Regions from separate parts of the Homo sapiens genome. Here region 2 is linked to region 1. Evidence: chromatin loops called from intact Hi-C (ENCODE). Cell type or tissue: Caco-2. All regions are shown on one strand. Links, peaks and the distances in the headings refer to the core of each region. The heading gives the core; the rest is flanking DNA. Region 1 has its middle 32 kb from the start of LINC02344. Region 2 has its middle 110 kb from the start of LINC02344.

Evidence for each region. Hi-C counts contacts between places; a loop is a spot of excess contacts. Peaks named below come from ENCODE experiments on the same cell type or tissue, not always from the same donor. Only the 100,000 strongest peaks of a DNase experiment are listed, where the experiment ranks them.
Region 2: it touches region 1 in a loop (2.8-fold over the local background); 4 of 110 quality-filtered maps call a loop at or near these places.

What each region holds. Positions count from the first base shown.
Region 1 is chr13:33,363,217-33,371,920 of GRCh38, reverse strand. It overlaps a transcript of STARD13 not described here. Among named protein-coding and RNA genes, the nearest start is that of LINC02344, 32 kb to the right of the region's middle. In Caco-2, for the core only: no CTCF peak of the experiment used is centred there; no DNase peak of the experiment used is centred there.
Region 2 is chr13:33,442,083-33,450,786 of GRCh38, reverse strand. It overlaps a transcript of STARD13 not described here. Among named protein-coding and RNA genes, the nearest start is that of LINC02344, 110 kb to the right of the region's middle. In Caco-2, for the core only: no CTCF peak of the experiment used is centred there; a DNase peak (open chromatin) is centred at 3,466.

The DNA of each region.
Region 1 (8,704 bases), core at 3,216-5,715:
TCTTTGTCTGAGCTTTAATTGGAATTCAAACAGAAATAAATTTCATGATGACATTTTCCTAATTTCAGTTCTGAAATAGAAGAAATATGGTATTGTATAAAAACCTTGAATTGAAAAATGAGGAGTTCATGCATTAGGTATAAAACGTGTACCTGTAATTATATAACTTTAGAAAAGAGACCTCAGAGGGTCTCCGTTTTATTTCTCACTTTACAAATGGAAAGCAAATGAGAGCTGGTGAGTTCAAGGGACCAACCGAACATTCTCTAGCTCATCAATGGCAGAGCAAGGATGAGAACTCAGGGAGCAGGAGGGAACTCCGTGCAGTGTCGTTTTTACTATTGCGCATCACCTTCCTTCAGTGAGTCCTTTTCAGAAGCAGCATATTAATCAATTCTTGCCTTTTTAATTAGAGAAACCCTGTGCAAAGATGAAATTAAAAGATTGTTTCTTTATTATATGTTGAAATTTTTCTTAACCTTCACCATGAAAAAACAATGCTTAAAATAGCAAATATTTTTGGTAAGGTGACAAAATGCTGTCTAGTATGAAATCCTTAATGGCATCAGTCTAAAATTCATAGTGGTTGACAACTTCACACGCAGACCCAAAGAGGGTCCACTTTCTCAGTGGTTTTTCAGAAAGGACATAGTGTCTAACAGATGTTTAACCAGAGCAGATATGGGAAGAAAAAACAAGTGCTGACCTCTTCTAGAGCATACTTTCAGATGTTAGTAAGGGTGAGAGTAGACAAGACTTGGATAGCATTTCAGAGTATCTCTTTGCTCAGATGGTAGAAGCATTGACATTGAAGGAGGAAAGATAACGAAATCCTTTCTTTTATTGAGGAGGAGCCCATGTAAAATTTCTGTGAGCATAATTCATGCCTGTTTATTTAGAGATGAAGTGAATTGATCTTGATTGTGAGACAGATTTTTAGACGAAACTAACTATTTCTTTGAAATTATTATTTCTATACTTAAAGAAAATATGTCAAAGTGGCTGGGAGCGGTTGCTCACACCTGTAATCTCAGCACTTTGGGAGGCCGAGGTGGGAGGATCACCTGAGGTCAGGAGTTCAAGACCAGCGTGGCCAACATGGTGAAACCCGTCTCTACTAAAAATACAAAAAAAATCAGCCAGACATGGTGGTGGGCACCTGTAATCCCAGCCACTTGGGAGGCTGAGGCGGGAGAATCACTTGAACCTGGGAGGCGGAGGTTGCAGTCAGCCAAGGTTGCGCCACTATACTCCAGCCTGGGAGACAGAATGAGACTCTGTCTCAAAAAAAAAAAAAAAAAGAAAGAAAGAAAGAAAGAAAAGAAAAGAAAGTATGTCAAAGGAAAGCAGAGTGACATTCAGAAAATACAATTTTGTTTTACATAAGAATGCTGCAAAATACCAGGATACTGATTAAATTATAACCAAGCACCAAATAAATCCTAGAATATTTTTTAAATGGTATTAGCAGTGTTGTACGTGTATTTCTTCTTCTGAAGCTAATTGTACCGTGAAAACCATTGTTCCCTATTCTCCAGACCCTGCTGAGAGTGAGAGATGTATGGAAATTCAGCAAAAGTGGCCCATAAATATCAAAATTAACTCATTCTAGGAATTCATTTGATTCTGGGAGGATCAAATCATTTATTTGATTCTAGAAGGATCAAAGGTGGTTAGTATAGCTGTTTACAATAGATTCAGTTTAAAAAGCTCCCAGTGATTGATGGTTATATGTGCCAGGCCCTGTTCTAAGTACTTTATAAATATGATCTTATTTAATCTTTGCAACAGTCCTATGAGGCAGGGAAAATTATTGTCCCCATTTTACAGATGAGAAAGCAGAAACACCAGAGAAGCTATAAATTGTTCTGGCAAATAGCAGAGCTCAACTGGAAAACATCTAGGATAAAGGCCATGAACAATAAGCTTATGTACTTTATCATGTAGCTTCCAGTTATTTCTAATATTTTAAGCTATCATGATAATTTATCTTTTGAATGTAACACTAGAAACATCTGGAGAAATTAAAGTTAAACAATTAAAAGCTTATGAACTGATCGATATTTCTTGAATCACTTAACAGATGTTTACTGAGGGGCAACTGTGAGCCAAGCCCGGTGATTTTCTATTCCATTAATGATAAGTAACTCTCAAAGCAAGGGAAATTTCTTCCAACTGCCTTCAAAAAAAAAACTGTATGTAAAAAATATATGTAATGCACTTATATGTGCATGTATGAACATATATACACATTTTTAAACAAGTAGAAAGTGAGCTTTCAGATCCTTTGTACAAGCCTAAAACAAGTGACATTTGATTAGAAGAAAAATATGTTCTCAAGTTGATTTCCATTTGCCTTGAACTACTAGATCCGTTTCCACACCATTAACTTTGCTCAGGACAGACAAATAAGGATCCATTAGAAAACGTTCTTAACTTAAATGTAAGCTTTTTTGAAGTGGGCATTATTTTTTTGGTAACTAACGTCAAGTGCACTGAAATGGAATAAAGATGGTGATTTTTCAAGGTATTTGAAGGGAGAAAAGCTCAGCAAGAGTGGTATGCATTTTCACTGCAAAAGGCCAAATTTAATTTGGCAGTGGAGATCGAGGAGCAGGTAAGATTTCATCTGTGTCAGCAGAAAAACGAAACAACAGAGGCACCTGCCAAATGTCTCAATGCTTTCAGAGGCTGACAAGGGTGGGAGGAGGCTACTTCTGAATTGGTCTAGGATGCCTGATGAAGCTAAACAGAAGTAAAGATGTTACCCCACTTGTAGAGTGGTGGGATAAAATGCAGAACAATACAGACACCAATGCATTTTATGGGACATATAGGGAAAAATTATTTGTTTGTTTAGTTGAAATTCGAATTGAACTAGGCACCCTGTGTGTCTATTTGCTAAATCTGGTAGCCCCACTCACTTCCCAAGTCTGCAGCTCACCTGGGCTCCAAGCTACTGGTGGCTTCCATGGTCTTGGTCAGAGATGCCAGTAGGGGATATAAATGTGTTGTGCTGGAATCTCTAACAAGGAATATAGGAAGGGCCTTCCAGAAGAGTTTCCTGGAGGCCGGAAACTCCTGCCTGCCTAACCCCATGGGAGACACACCAAATGGTGGGCCGGCTCCTCCGAGTGCTGCTCGGAGGAGGGTTAGTTGGCCTGCCTCATATCCGCAGCCACCACCTTGTTTCTGTCCAGACTCTCATTCTCAAAGCTATCCTTGTCTACATTCTTATTTAAGACCCTTCACAGCGCAGGCCCTTTTGTTCCTATGTTGCTATCTCCAGCACCAAGCACAGAGCCCAGGATATAGTAGATGTCCAGTAAATGTTTCCTGAACTTGATGTTTTCAAAGGTGGTGGTGGTGGTGCTGCTGCTGCTGCTGCTGCTGTTTCTTGCTAAAAACAGAAAGGAGGAAACAGGGATAAATTGTTCCATCCTAGTCACTCATTATTTTTCTTAATTTTTGAAAGCCCATAGTGAGTGACAGAGCTGCATGCATATAATGCCTTTATACTATGTGCCCAACACAGTGTCTGGTACATAGAAGGTACCCAACAAATATTTGTTGAGTGAGTGAATGTTAATTATGACATTTGAGTATAAAGAGAGCCGGCATAGATCTATCTACGATTCTCAGGAGTACCATTTCACTGAAAGAGCTTTTCTATGTTACAGGCACTGGGCCAGGATCGAGGAGGGAGGCTGGTTAGATGTGACCTAGCTCGGGACACATTGCAAAGAGTTAGTGGGGGCTTTAAGGAGGAAGTGGAGGCAGATATGAGTCATGGGGTTTACTCCCCTGAGATAAGAAGTGTTTGAAGTAAGGGGGAGAGACTGGGGTACAAGCAGTATCAAACAGCAGTAATAAGAAAGAGAAAGAGGAAGGAAACCCCAAACCACATTATCGGGAAGCTGGGGAGAGTTCTTATAGTTACTGGGCCTTTGGAACACTTTTTCCAAATGGCCACATATCTGGCCATGACAGATGTAAATTAATATGCACTAATTGTGAGAGATTACTAAATCCTTAAATTCACCTAAAACAACACACTTTCTTAAATGTAGTTCAATTTGAAATCCTTATCACACTCCACTACAATATTGGATACAGGCAGGAAAAAAATACTTTCAGTGAGAACTGAGTTTTCCCCAAAATTGCCTCTAATTGATTTACATTATATAATAAGATAAAGGCATGCTAGATAGGCAGCCTGATGCCATCTTACTTTGGGATGCTTTTCTGATGAGGATGAAAGCAGAAACAGACCGGCTTAATGCAAATCTATCACTGAGACACTCAAGAATTAAACAAATGGCTATGAAACCATAAGGAGCTTACTGCTGGGGGTTCTAATACATGAGGTATGTTTTATTGTTGTTTTTACTATCTAAAAATTTTTTTGTCCTTCTTTTTTTTTGAGAGCTACTCACCTTTGGGAAGTGATAGTTTTAATCTTTTTTCTCCTTACTGCAGTTAACTGAATCGCAGATATCACAGACTGAATTTAATTGAAGCCAGCTTGTATGTGTCATTGATTAACTGTTTAAGGCAGAGAACTGTCTGCAGCTTTCAAAACTCAGCTTGAAGTTTTTACCCAAATGTGTGCTTTATTAGAAATAAATTGAAAGAAGATCTGGAAACAGCTGGAAACATTCTTTTTTTATGTCTAACATACATTTTGTAAAAGAAAAGTAGTCAAAAATTAAGTCATTTGAACCATGATAAAGCTCATCTCTGACCTGATAAAAAATATGCTTTTCCCTTGTTTTTGATATATTATCTCCATAGCGGCAGAAAGATCGTGAATGTGCATGCTGTTAATGCTGCCATTAATCACTTGGCTATATACTGATTTTAATGTATTTTTAAGGCAGACTTAGACTACCAGATACTTAAGTGGTATTCTCTCACAGGCCATGGGTAACCTCCTGTCATATGACTCAAAATCCCTCATAGAAAATAAACTTTTAGCTTGAATCCAAAAGGTTAGCTTTCATAAGAGTTCATCTTTGAACCCCCAGCAATAAGCTCCTTTCACTAAATGTTGATATAATATCCGGCCTATCACATGAAATCAGTGTTTGATGTTTATGAAACTCGTAGGACTGTACAAACGTGCTGTTTTATAAGGCATTAATCCAGAGGTCCAATAATATGTATAGTGAAGTTTATCTTGACAGGTAAATCAACTCATTGCTAAGTAAAATAGCCGGACAATACTATCGTTGTTACTGAGCTGCAGGTGTTTAAAGAGCTTAGTGAACTAAGGGGGAAACTTCCCAGAATCACATGGCAGGAATGCATGGTAGGGAAGGAAGCAAAGCTTGGTTAGTTGGTTAGGCAGGTGTTCAGAAAATTTAAAAGGGAAAATAAAAAATCTAAAATCCAAAGCAGGTACCCGATTAAGTTTTTATGGCCTTATTAGAAATAATAAAAGAACTAAGGTTAGAAACAGGAAGATGAAGTTATTTCTAAATAATCTTTTTTAGAATAATAAAGTGAAAGTTTTGGAGATAACCTCGCTCTGAAAATTTACAGTGTCCAGCTTACAGGGAACTTCAGTTATCTAAAAACAAACATACTGGCTATCAGCCTCAGAAATATTTATTAAATCCCTCCAGGGTCTGTGACAGAGTTCTATCCTTGATCCTGTCTTTCTTAAGCTTTCTTAATAGAATGGCAAGAAGTATTATTTGCAAGCATTTTTGACAATAGTAGTCCAGTAATATATACATATAAGTGATGCATTCATTGACATACTAAGCAAGTATAAGCCATTCTGTATCTATGATACTATACCTAGAAAAAAATTCTATATAATTTTTAATACATATATCAAAAGTGATATATATATATCACTTTTAGTGATAAAAGTCTCTAACTGGCATTATTAAGAAAACAATTGCCTAAAATTTTAAAAAGAAAACTATCAATGGATGTATTTTTGGTATGCTAATAATACCTTAATAAACATATTTAAAAACATGAGGGTGGCACAAAAAATAAAAGAAAAGCCTTGAAAAGAAATTAGGAAAAGAACAGAAAGGGATTTGTGAGCAGCAGCAATTAATGGCTCAAGTGAAAACTACTATGTTTTATAATTGTACCAAGAAAGCCATGCTGAGTAGAGAGAAGACAATCCGAGCAAAATGTTTTACTGGTCCAACACCTGACCTGCAATGAATTTATAGTTCATGGGTGAGTGTTACAGTGAGCATGATTTATTCTTCAAGGTATTAAAACCTGAAGAATTGTATTTAGTATTTAACTCTCCCACTATTCATCCACAAAGCCCTTTGATGAAATCGTGGCATTTTATCTTCTAGATAATCTTGTGTTCACTCTTGGCTGCTACTACCTAAGGGTCAAGGAGGGAAATCTCAAGTCTTGCTACCCGCCTTACCTTCCCTGGCAGGGCTCCCTTCTCCAGCCCCGACTGTCGCCGTCCAGCGTACAGAGGTGTTCAGATACACAGTTTAACCTTATAACTGTGCAGTGAATGCAGAGGCACCAGCTGTGTACTGTTGATGCACATGAGAAGCATACCTTTATTTTGCCTAGTTCCCTTTGCTCGATTAAAGGCTCTAGAAAAATCTTCCAGCACCTCCTGTTCCCAATTCCTGTTACTTTCTAGATTTCTCTATTAGGAGCCTCAAAGCTGTGGATGTTTGTTTGGTCCACCTCTTCCCACCCTTCCCCACAGACTCCCCCATTCCCTTCAGCATCCCTTTCTTACCCTCATCTCCTAGGAACCCAGGACCTTTACTGCTTGAGGCTCAGGTGAGCCTCAGTCCCTTCATTTTGTGGTCATCTCACATGTGTGGAAGGTGCCCAGCTGATTTGACTCCAGAGTTTTTTACCTCTTGCAGTCACCTCTCTCCAGAGTAAATTCCCGCAGTTTCTGTTCCTACTCCAGCCCTTTTATATGTTGTATTTGAGCCCCTTTCTGTTCTCCTGGTTTCATGTAACAGCTACCTTTCTTTTCTCATGCATACCCTATAGTTTTTCTCCTGTTTCTTTTTTTTTGAGACGGAGTCTCGCTCTGTCTCCCAGGCTGGAGTGCAGTGGCGCCATCTCGGCTCACTGCAAGCTCCGCCTCCCGGGTTCACGCCATTCTCCTGCCTCAGCCTCCCGAGTAGCTGGGACTACAGGCGCCCGCCACCACGCCTGGCTAATTTTCTGTATTTTTAGTACAGACGGGGTTTCACCGTGTTAGCCAGGATGGTCCCGATCTCCTGACCTCATGATCCACCCGCCTCGGCCTCCCAAAGAGCTGGGATTACAGGCGTGAGCCACCGCGCCCAGCCTCCTCTTTTTCTTAATCGTTATTCTATTCTCCTTTAAAACCACACACACCTTGCCCACGAGGAAGTCGTATTTTTCCCCTAGATGGGACATTTAAAAAAATATTGTTTTCCCATTCAGACACACAACAAACTTGCACGTTAAATTCATGATAAACTCTTAAATATTAAGAGTAACCCATTTCATTTTTATTATATTTTTAAAATACTGATGACTGTGCATTTATGTTTTCACAAAGAACACTCCAAACTCCCACTCTGGTTTGAGTGGAGTAAAGATTTTATTATGTTTTTAAATTTTATTTTTTGTTGAGAAGGAGCCTCATGATGTTGCTTAGGTTGGTCTCGAACTCTTGGCCTCAAGCAATCCTTTTGGCTTGGCCTCCCAAAATGCTATGATTACAGGCTTGAGTCACTGTGCCTGGCTGAGGGAAGGGGTTAATCTATGATAGCATTAGTTTTATCAAGTGTAAACTGTAGATTTGGGGGTGGGGGGGAACCTTAAGTAATGTTTTAAATTAATCAGCTTGATCAAATATTCCAAAACGTTGTTCATCACATTCACCCATAATGCATGGCTATTATGAAATTTCCTGTCATTCATGGTGATTTAATCAACTGTGACTTAATAGTTAAGTGTTTGTATGTACATTTTCTATCTTTTTAATGGATTAATGCTAAATATTTCAACATTTGGAAGGGTAACGCATAGGCATATCTAGCTTCTCTAGCCCACTCTGCAGCCCCAGTTTTCAATGCTTAATTCACTCAGTAAATATATATTGAGCATTTACTATGTTCTGAGCACTGCATTCACTACTAGGGATGCAGACATTAAAAATCCACTTCCTACCCTCAGGAGGGTTTCAATCCAATGTAGGAATAAAACTGTTACTTTGTGGGGCTTAGGTGTAACTTTAGAAAAGAAGAGTCAGTGTGCTCCAGGCAGAAGAACACGTGCAAAGGCACTGAGGCAGAGAGTGTGGTGCATTTAAGGAACTGCCAGTTCCTCTATTTCTTCTATGAGTATCTGACAAGTATTGGTGTTGAGGGTAAGAGGAAGAAAGTGTACCAGGGCCTTGAGGACAGTGATGAAGATTTAAGCTAACCACTGTGACTGTTTCTGGAAAACAGGAACCAGACCCTGCTAGAGACATGGCAAAGATTTTGCTGATAATTCTCACCCCATTGGCATCATGTCATCAGTCTGTGCAGTTCTGGAACTTCATTGACAGTGTGTGGTGGCCTGCATATAAGACTAGATAGAGGGGTTTTGCCAGATAGGCATGGAATAACTAAGAAATAAAATAGCTCTGTGTGTACATGTGTGTGTGTACTGAGAAGGTTTTGAAAGTCTGGTTCATGGAACTTAACTGAAGGCATGATGTCAAGAA
Region 2 (8,704 bases), core at 2,201-4,700, 80 kb before region 1:
TCTCCCTGTGTTTTCCCAATGAGCATATTCTTCAACAGCCATCTTAAATATTACTATCTGTAAACCTCCCCTGATTCTCTACATGATGTCCACTACTTCTGCCTCTTGTGCAACCATTATGTCTTGTATATCTAAACAAAAAAGTTATGATCCTAAAGGACTATAAGATTGTAACCTTTTTGTTATAGAGCTGTCTTCTAGCCTAGACTATGATCTCATTCAGGCTCCATAACTAAATTTCAATAACACAACCAAAAAAGAAAACTTCAGGTTAATATCCCTAATGAACACAGATACAAAAATCCTCAACAAAAATAAGTGAGCCAAATTCAGCAGCACATTAAAAATATCATTCACCATAATCAAGTGGAATTCATTTTAGGGATGCAAGGATGGATCAACACAGGAAAATCATTAAACATGATATGTTAATAGAATGAAGGACAAAAATCATACTATCTCAATAGAAGTATTTGATAAAATTCAACATCTCTTCATAATAAAAACTCTCAACAAATTAGGTATAGAAGGAACATGCCTCAACATAATAAAGGCCATACATAACAAACTCACGGCCAACATCATTCTGAAAGGGAAAAAGCTGAAAGCTTTCTCTCTAAGATCTGAAACAAGACAAAGGTGCCCACTTTCACCACTTTTATTGAACATAGTCCTGGAAGTCCTAGCTAGAGTAATCAGGTAGAAGAAAGAAATAAAGGGAATCTAAATGGGAAGAGTAGAAATCAAGCTGTCCCTATTCGCAGATAGTATGATCTTTACATATAGAAAACCCCGTACTTCACACAAAAAAACTATTAGAACTGATAAATAAATTAAGCAAAGTTGCAAGATACAAAATCAACATACAAAATCAGTTGTATTTCTATATGCCAATAGTGAAGAACCTGAAAAAGAAATCAAGAAGGCAATACCATTTTCAATAGCTACAAAAAATTACCTAGGAATAAATTTAACTAACGAAGCAAAAGATAACTACAATTAAAACTACAAAAAAATTGAAGAAGACACAAAAAATAGAAAGTTATCCTGTGTTCATGAATTGCAATAATTTATATTGTTAAAATGTCCGTACTACTCAAAGCAATCTACAGTTTCAATGCAATTGCTAACAAATTACCAGTGACATTCTTCACAAAAATAGAAAAATCATTCTACAATTTTCATGAAACCACAAAAGATCCTGAATAGCCAAAGAAATATTGTGCAAAAAGAATAAACCTGGTGACATTAGACTACCTGACTTCAAAATATACTTCTAAGTGTTAGTAACCAAAACAACATGGTACTGCCATGAAAACAGACACATAGACTGATGGAACAGAATCAAAAATCCAGAAATAAATCCATGGATCTACAGCCAATTAATTTTTGACAAAGTTGCCAAAAATACAAAATGGGGAAAGGAATGTCTCTTCAATAAATAGTGTTAGGAAAACTGGTTAAACACATGCAGAAGAATGAAACTAGACCCTTTTCTCTCACCATAGACAAACATCAACTCAAGATGAATTAAAAACTTAAATGTAAGACCCAAAACTACAAAACTGCTAAAAGAGAAAACACAGGAGAAAATGTCCATGAAAAATATCCTACACCAGGATTTTTTTGGATAAAAACTTCAAAAGCATAGGCAACAAATGCAAGTATAGACAAATGGGATTACATCAACCTATTTTTTTTTTTTGGCACAGCATTTTAGGACAATAGAACAATTAACAAAGCAAAGAGACAGCATGCAGAGTGAGAGAATATATTTGCAAACTATGCATCTGATGAGGCGTTAATATCCAAAATATATAGGGAACTGAAACAACTCAACAACAACAACAAAAACTCAATTAAAAAATGGGCAAAAGGCCTGACTTTACATTTCTTAAGACATACAAATGGCCAAGAAATATATGAAAAAAAGCTCAACATTTTTAATCATCGGGGAAATGCAAATAGATATCACTTCATTCTGGTTAGAATGACTATTATCAAAAGGACAAACAGTAACAAATGTTGGTGAAGACGCGGAGAAAAGGGGACCCTTACACATTGGTAGGGGAAATGTAAATTAGTTCAGCCATTATGGAAAACAGTATGGCGGTGCCTCAAAAACATTAGAAATAGAACTACCCTGTACTCCAGCAATCCCACTACTGGGTATATATCCAAAGGAAATGATATCAATATGTCAAAGAGGTATTTGCACTCCTGTGTTTAGCACAGTACAATTCACAACAGCCAAGGTAAGTAAAGAACCTAAATCCCCTCAGTGGTTGAATGAGCTTAAAAATACAGTATATATACACAATGGAATACTATTCAGCCATAAAAAAAGAATATTTTGTCACTTGTGGCAACATGGATGAACCTGTTAAATTATATTGAGTGAAATAAGTCAGGAACATAAAGATGAATACTGCATGATGTCACTTATATGAAATCTAAAAAAGTTGTTCTCATTGAAGTAGAGAGTAGAATAGTGGTTACCAGAGGATGGGAAGTGTAGTGAGGAGGGAGAATAGGAGAATTAACAATAATGTATCATATTTCAAAAAAGCTAGAAGAGAGGGTTTTGAATGTACTCAGAAAAAGAAATGATAAATATTTAAGTGCTGGATACGCTATTATAATCTGATTTGCTCATAACACAATGAACACATATCGAAACATCACATATCCCATAAGTATGTACAATTATTATGTATCAATAAAAATTTAATAATAATAACGATAATTTAGTTTAAAGAAGAACTCAATTTTATTCTAATCTAGTCAGATTTTCAACAGCATACATAACCTCTTTCACTAACTTTAAGGTATTCTAAAAATTAATTGTGCTTATTATCTCAATCAGTTAATTCTGTATTGTAATAAATTCTGCATTTAATTGCTTTCTAATGGTGTTTATATATATATCTTATTTCTCTCTTATTTTCAGAATTAAAGAATTCTGAGGATAAAATTTGTTGGATTTTGAGCTAATTAACACTCCCATCTCTCCATTTCTCACAGATTAATCTATTGTCTTTTCAGTCTGAGCTTCTGTGTGTCTTATTGAGCATCTTAGAGCATACTATTTCTGTTATTACTATCTGGTAAATGTAATCATTAATTTTCAATCCTTCTAACAAAATCTAGTGAAAAGTCATATGACATATGTTTTATACTCTTGCACTGATGCTTCCAGATAAGCATGACATTTTCCAGAGGAACGTGTAAGGAAGTGGTAAGTTGGGGTTAATGAGAGTCAGAGTACAACTCAAGTCTAATGTCCAAGTTGGAGCAGGACACTCAGCAAAGGATCTAAAGGGAAGAACACAAAAAGTCTGAGCAAGTAGGAAAAGGGAAGCCCATACTTCAGTTTCATGGTTGGAAAAGAGCTAGCCAGAGGCAAGGAGAGCACCTGGAAGCCTACATCCCTGTCTAGGTGTTGCAGCAGCATCATGCTCAGCTGCTGGCTTGCACACAAGCTCGTGGAAGAACCTGTTTTGGATAGAAGGACTAGTAAGTATTTGCCTAGGGCACATAGTTGTACAAGAGACGGACGTTTTTAGGTCCTTGCGGTTTCTTGCATTTCCAGAAAACTTGCTTCAAATATTTTTCCAGATGCAAAATTCCTTGGATCCTTGTTTTAGAATGAATCTATTAACTAAACTGGATCCAGAAAAAGTCTATAATCAGTTTTGTTTTTCAGAAACTTCACATTAAATTTAATGAATTCCTTTCTTTGTTCATGTATTAATTTCTGGGACTTGGCCCAAATCCTGTATAAAATATACACAGAAAGAGAGAGAACAAGTAGCCTCTTTATGTAAACTAATCAAGAAGGAAATGAAGCCACCCAAATGTGGGCTATGCCATCTGTGATCTATGATAAATAACAAAACTACAGTCATGTTTTTTCCTTAAATGTTAACTGTAAAACATAGTCCTTTTTATTAGCACCAGATGTCAAGAATGCTTATTAAAATGCTATGGTTTATTAAATAGCATCATTTTAGACTCACTGAACTAGTAAAGACTCGTGTTTTTGCATTAGATTAAATGTCTAAAATTCTGTATTACTCCTTCTATTTCAAATACATGAACGCTAATATACATACACCAAAATTTATATTTAGAAACAGAGAGATTTATATATCATAGGTGAAACTGAAATATTTTTCAGTCCACAAAAGTGGATTTTCATTTTACTCTTATGTATAAAGTTTATTGAGATTTTTATATAGCAATGAAAATAAGCATGACATATCTCAGATCTATAGGAAATCAGGGAAGATTAAACAAAAATAAAAAGTATATTTAAAACTATATAATCTATCTTTTTTAGTGATTTTGGTTTTTTTTTTCTTTTTAGCTTTCATCACGTAGTCATATGTGAGGAAATTGTGATCATCCCTGTCTCTTCCCTCCTTCTAGCTAAGAGTCAGTATGGCCTTTTCTCGGCCTGAGTCAGGGAAAGAATAGCTTTGATAATTAGACAGAAATCACTATATAGAATTTTTGCAGAAATAGAAAGTTTTGGGAACTTTCCTGCAAGGCCATGCTTGCAATATTTTGAATTCAAATTTAAAGGGAATAGTGAGAATTTAGTATGGTAAATAAGGAACATTATATTTTCATTTTACTTCTTCATCAACTGATAGTTTGGTTAACCTCTTCTTTAAGACTGTCTTGTCAAAATGACTCTGCAATTACAGATTACAATGCTTTGAAATATTTTATTTTCTTTTTTTAAACCCTATACTTTTTATGTATAATTTGTACATGATCTATTGGGTAGCTAACATGAGGAGTGCTATAGTTTGGATGTTTGATTCCTCAAAACTCATGCTGAAATTTAATTTCAATGTTGGAGATGGGTGTCTAATGGGAGGTGTCTGGGTCACAGAGGCAGATCCCTCATGAATAGATTAAAACCCTCACTTGGGTTGAGGGGTGAGTGAGTTCTCACTTTATTAGTTCTTGTGAAAGCTGGTCGTTAAAAAGAGCCTGGCACCTGGCCCCTCTTCTGCTTCCTCTCTCTCCCTGTGATCTCTCTATATACAAATTCCCCTTCACCTTCAGCCAGGAGTGGAAATAGCCTGAGGCCCTTGCCCAGTTTTGAGCTGTTCGGGATACCAGAACTGTGAGCCAAATAAACATATATATATATTTATTTATATATATAGCCTCAGGTATTTCTTTGTAGCAACACGCAAACAAACTAAGACAAGGGTGATTTAGGAAAAGGTTATTTGAGATATAATTCACCTATAACAAAGTCAGCCATAAATTACTCGGGCCAAACTCAGTGTGTAATATATCCCATATACTTGTCTAAGGAAACTAACTTTCTAGTGGTAATCTAGTGATTAACCTTTTCTACTCATTGTTACTTAGACATTATCCAGTAATATTCAAATCAAGGTTACTACTGAATATAACCTATTGAGTTTGAAACCAGCAGGTGAGTTCTGAATAAAGTAAAGGGCAGATAATAAAATAGCTTCCATGTTTACATAAGAATTTATTTACTCTGGGATTTTTATCTACTGCTTTTGGTTTTAAAGGTTAACATGAGGGCATTAGGAAAAAATGGGCCCTTTGTTTTTCAGGAGCAGCAGGTGTTGAAACTGCTTTCTAGTTTGACTAGTACAATAGTAGTTAATTTATTCATTGACTTGATTGATCATTACAAGCCCTAAGGGACATAGCCTCCCAAAAAAAATTATCTGAATGTTTTTATGGTTACTTAGCGCAGTTCTGTATTTTAATCTGTCATATTTGGCTATGTGGGCAAAGGATACATTACTGGGTACATTTGTTTCAAAAAGCAATTGCATTTTATATCCAGCCTTATCATAAAATAAATACCTAAGATGTTTTTAGACTGTCTGCATGAACATGGATTTATAACTACTATGGCTTTGGAGGTATTACAAAATTAACACTTTCTGGGGGATCTCAGCAAATGAGGCAAATGACTTTTTGAAATTTTTTACTGTTACATTATAATCATTTTTGGAGACAGGATCTCACTCTGCCAGCCAGGCTGGAGTGCAGTGGTGGGAACACTGGCTCACTGCAGCCTCAACTTCTGGGGTTCAAGTGATCCTCCTGCCTCAGTCTCTCTAGTGGCTGGGATTACAGATGTAAGCTATCACACTGGCTAATTTTTTCTATTTTTTTTGTAGAGACAGGATCTCCTCATGTTTCCCAGGCTGATCTCAAACTCACTGCCTCAAGTAATCCTCCCACCTTGGCCTCCCAAAGTACTGGGATTACAGGCATGAGCCACTGCACCTGGCCTGCAAATTACCCTTAAATGTAACTCAAAGGAATTTACTGCTAATTAAGAAGGAACTGAAGCCACCCAAACATGGTTTATGCTATCTGTGGTCTGTGATAAATGGCAAAACTACAGTCATGTTTTTTCCATGAGAATTATCCATGAGATAATTCTAATAGTTATCCATGAATTATCCATGAGATAATTCTTACAGTTCTAGAGTTCTTGGATCTCCAATATAGACCACTTACCTGCTCCAAGCCACCTACACAACAGAAAGGGTTAAGCACCTAGCATAGTGCTAGAAATGTGTGTATCTATATACTGACTAAGCACTCGGCAAATGTTTAGTGAATACAATACCCAGAGAAAACCCACTGGTGGTCGAGAGACACGTGATCTAACTATACTGACATCAGTGAATAAGTGACATCATTTCACATCTGCTCCAAAGTGTACCCTTCCTTCATGTTTATAGAGCTAACTATAATCTCAGGATTATTAGGTGAGTATGAATAATTATCCCCCCAATAGGAGCAGTTTTCTAAAATTGTCTATCCATAAGTCACATTTTGGATTTTAGAGATATCTTCTTTTTTTTTTTTTTTTTTTTTTGAGACTGAGTCTCGCTCTGTTGCCCAGGCTGGAGTGCAGTGGCACAATCTCGGCTCAGCTCACTGCAGCCTCCATCTCCTGGGTCCAAATGATTCTCCTGCCTCAGCCTCCCAAGTAGCTGGGATTACAGGTGCACATCACCACGTCCAGCTAATTTTTGTATTTTCAGTAGAGACGGGGTTTCATCATGTTGGCCACGCTGGTCTTGAACTCCTGACCTAGTGATCCACCCACCTTGGCCTCCGAAAGTGCTGGGATTACAGGCGTGAGCCACCACACATGGCCGAGACATCCTCTTAATGTGTTATATTGCTAAGTTCTAAAGAGTTTCTATTTGGATTTCCAAACAGAGGGGTTTGAAGTAGGAAGCAGCAGGAGGTTCAATATACGGGGTTGCAATAGAGTGTGTGCTTCTAGTGTTTTTTTTTTGGGGGGGGGACCCTTTTTATTAATTGTTATGAAATTCACTTAACATAAAATTTATCATCCTAACCAATTTTTTTTTTTTTTTTGAGACAGAATCTCGCTTTGTTGCCCAGGCTAGAGTGCAGTGGCACTATCTTGGCTCACTGCAAGCTCCACCTCCTGGGTTCAAGGCATTCTCCTGCCTCAGCCTCCCGAGTAGCTGGAACTACAGGCACCTGCCACCACGCCTGGCTAATTTTTTGTATTTTTAGTAGAGACGGGTCTTCACCGTGTTAGCCAGGATGGTCTCATCTCCTGACCTTGTGATCCGCCCGCCTCGTCCTCCCAAAGTGCTGGGATTACAGGGGTGAGCCACTGCGCCCAGCCCATCCTAACCATTTTTAAGTGTACAGTTCAGTGGTATTAAGAACATTCAGATTGTTATGCAACCAACCCCACTGTCCATCTCCAGAACTCTTCATCTTGTAAAACTGAACTCTGTACCAATTAATCAATAACTCCCTATTCCTTCTTGCCCTGGCCCCTGGCATCCTGTGATTTTAAGTGAAGATTATTATGTTAAAATATTGCTATATAATCCATAAAGAAGAATATGTTCACCATCACATTTATGAATGTTTTACAATTAATATATTATGGAAAATGGGTGTTATGTATTCATTTTTTGCCTCATCAATTTTCCTGGGAAATGAGGGCCCCTATGCCTCTGCTTCTAATGTTTCATGTACTACTAAAATGGTAGATACATGAGGGGCTCATTTTTAATATCTCTAACATCTTTGAACTTCAGTAATATTTTTCAAATATTTTTCATTTTTCAAAACACTAACTTTTGTTGCTTTAATTTCAGATAATTAGTTTCTCCTTTTATCTCATCATGATACCTCGCACTTGAAATGTTCCTATTCTGTATACATTCATATATTCATCAAATTCAAACTCTGTTTACCTTTTAAATATTCTACATTTAGGACAAGATAATACTTGGCCATACTTTTGTCAAATATTCTCTCTGGAATTCCTATTTCAGTTGGGTTGCATTGATTTATTTTGAAATCAAGTAATCTGACTTTCAGTTATTGTGCCAAGGATTATTTATTATTATTATTATTAATGTATGAGTAGCTCTGTTAGCACTCCATCTCAAGGTGTGGCTGAGAAAGCATACTTCTGTGTTTTGTTTCCTTTTCAAGCCGTGAGGCTTAAATTTTTCGGCAGCAATTGCTCTTAGTTCGTAAGTGAGAATTTTTAAACAGCTGAAATGGAAGAATTCTACTGGGTTATTTCTAATTTACATGATTGTCAGAACATTATTGTATTTAGAGAATAATGCTTAATGTTTTATTATGTTCAAGTAACACAGCTTATTTTACTTTCTAA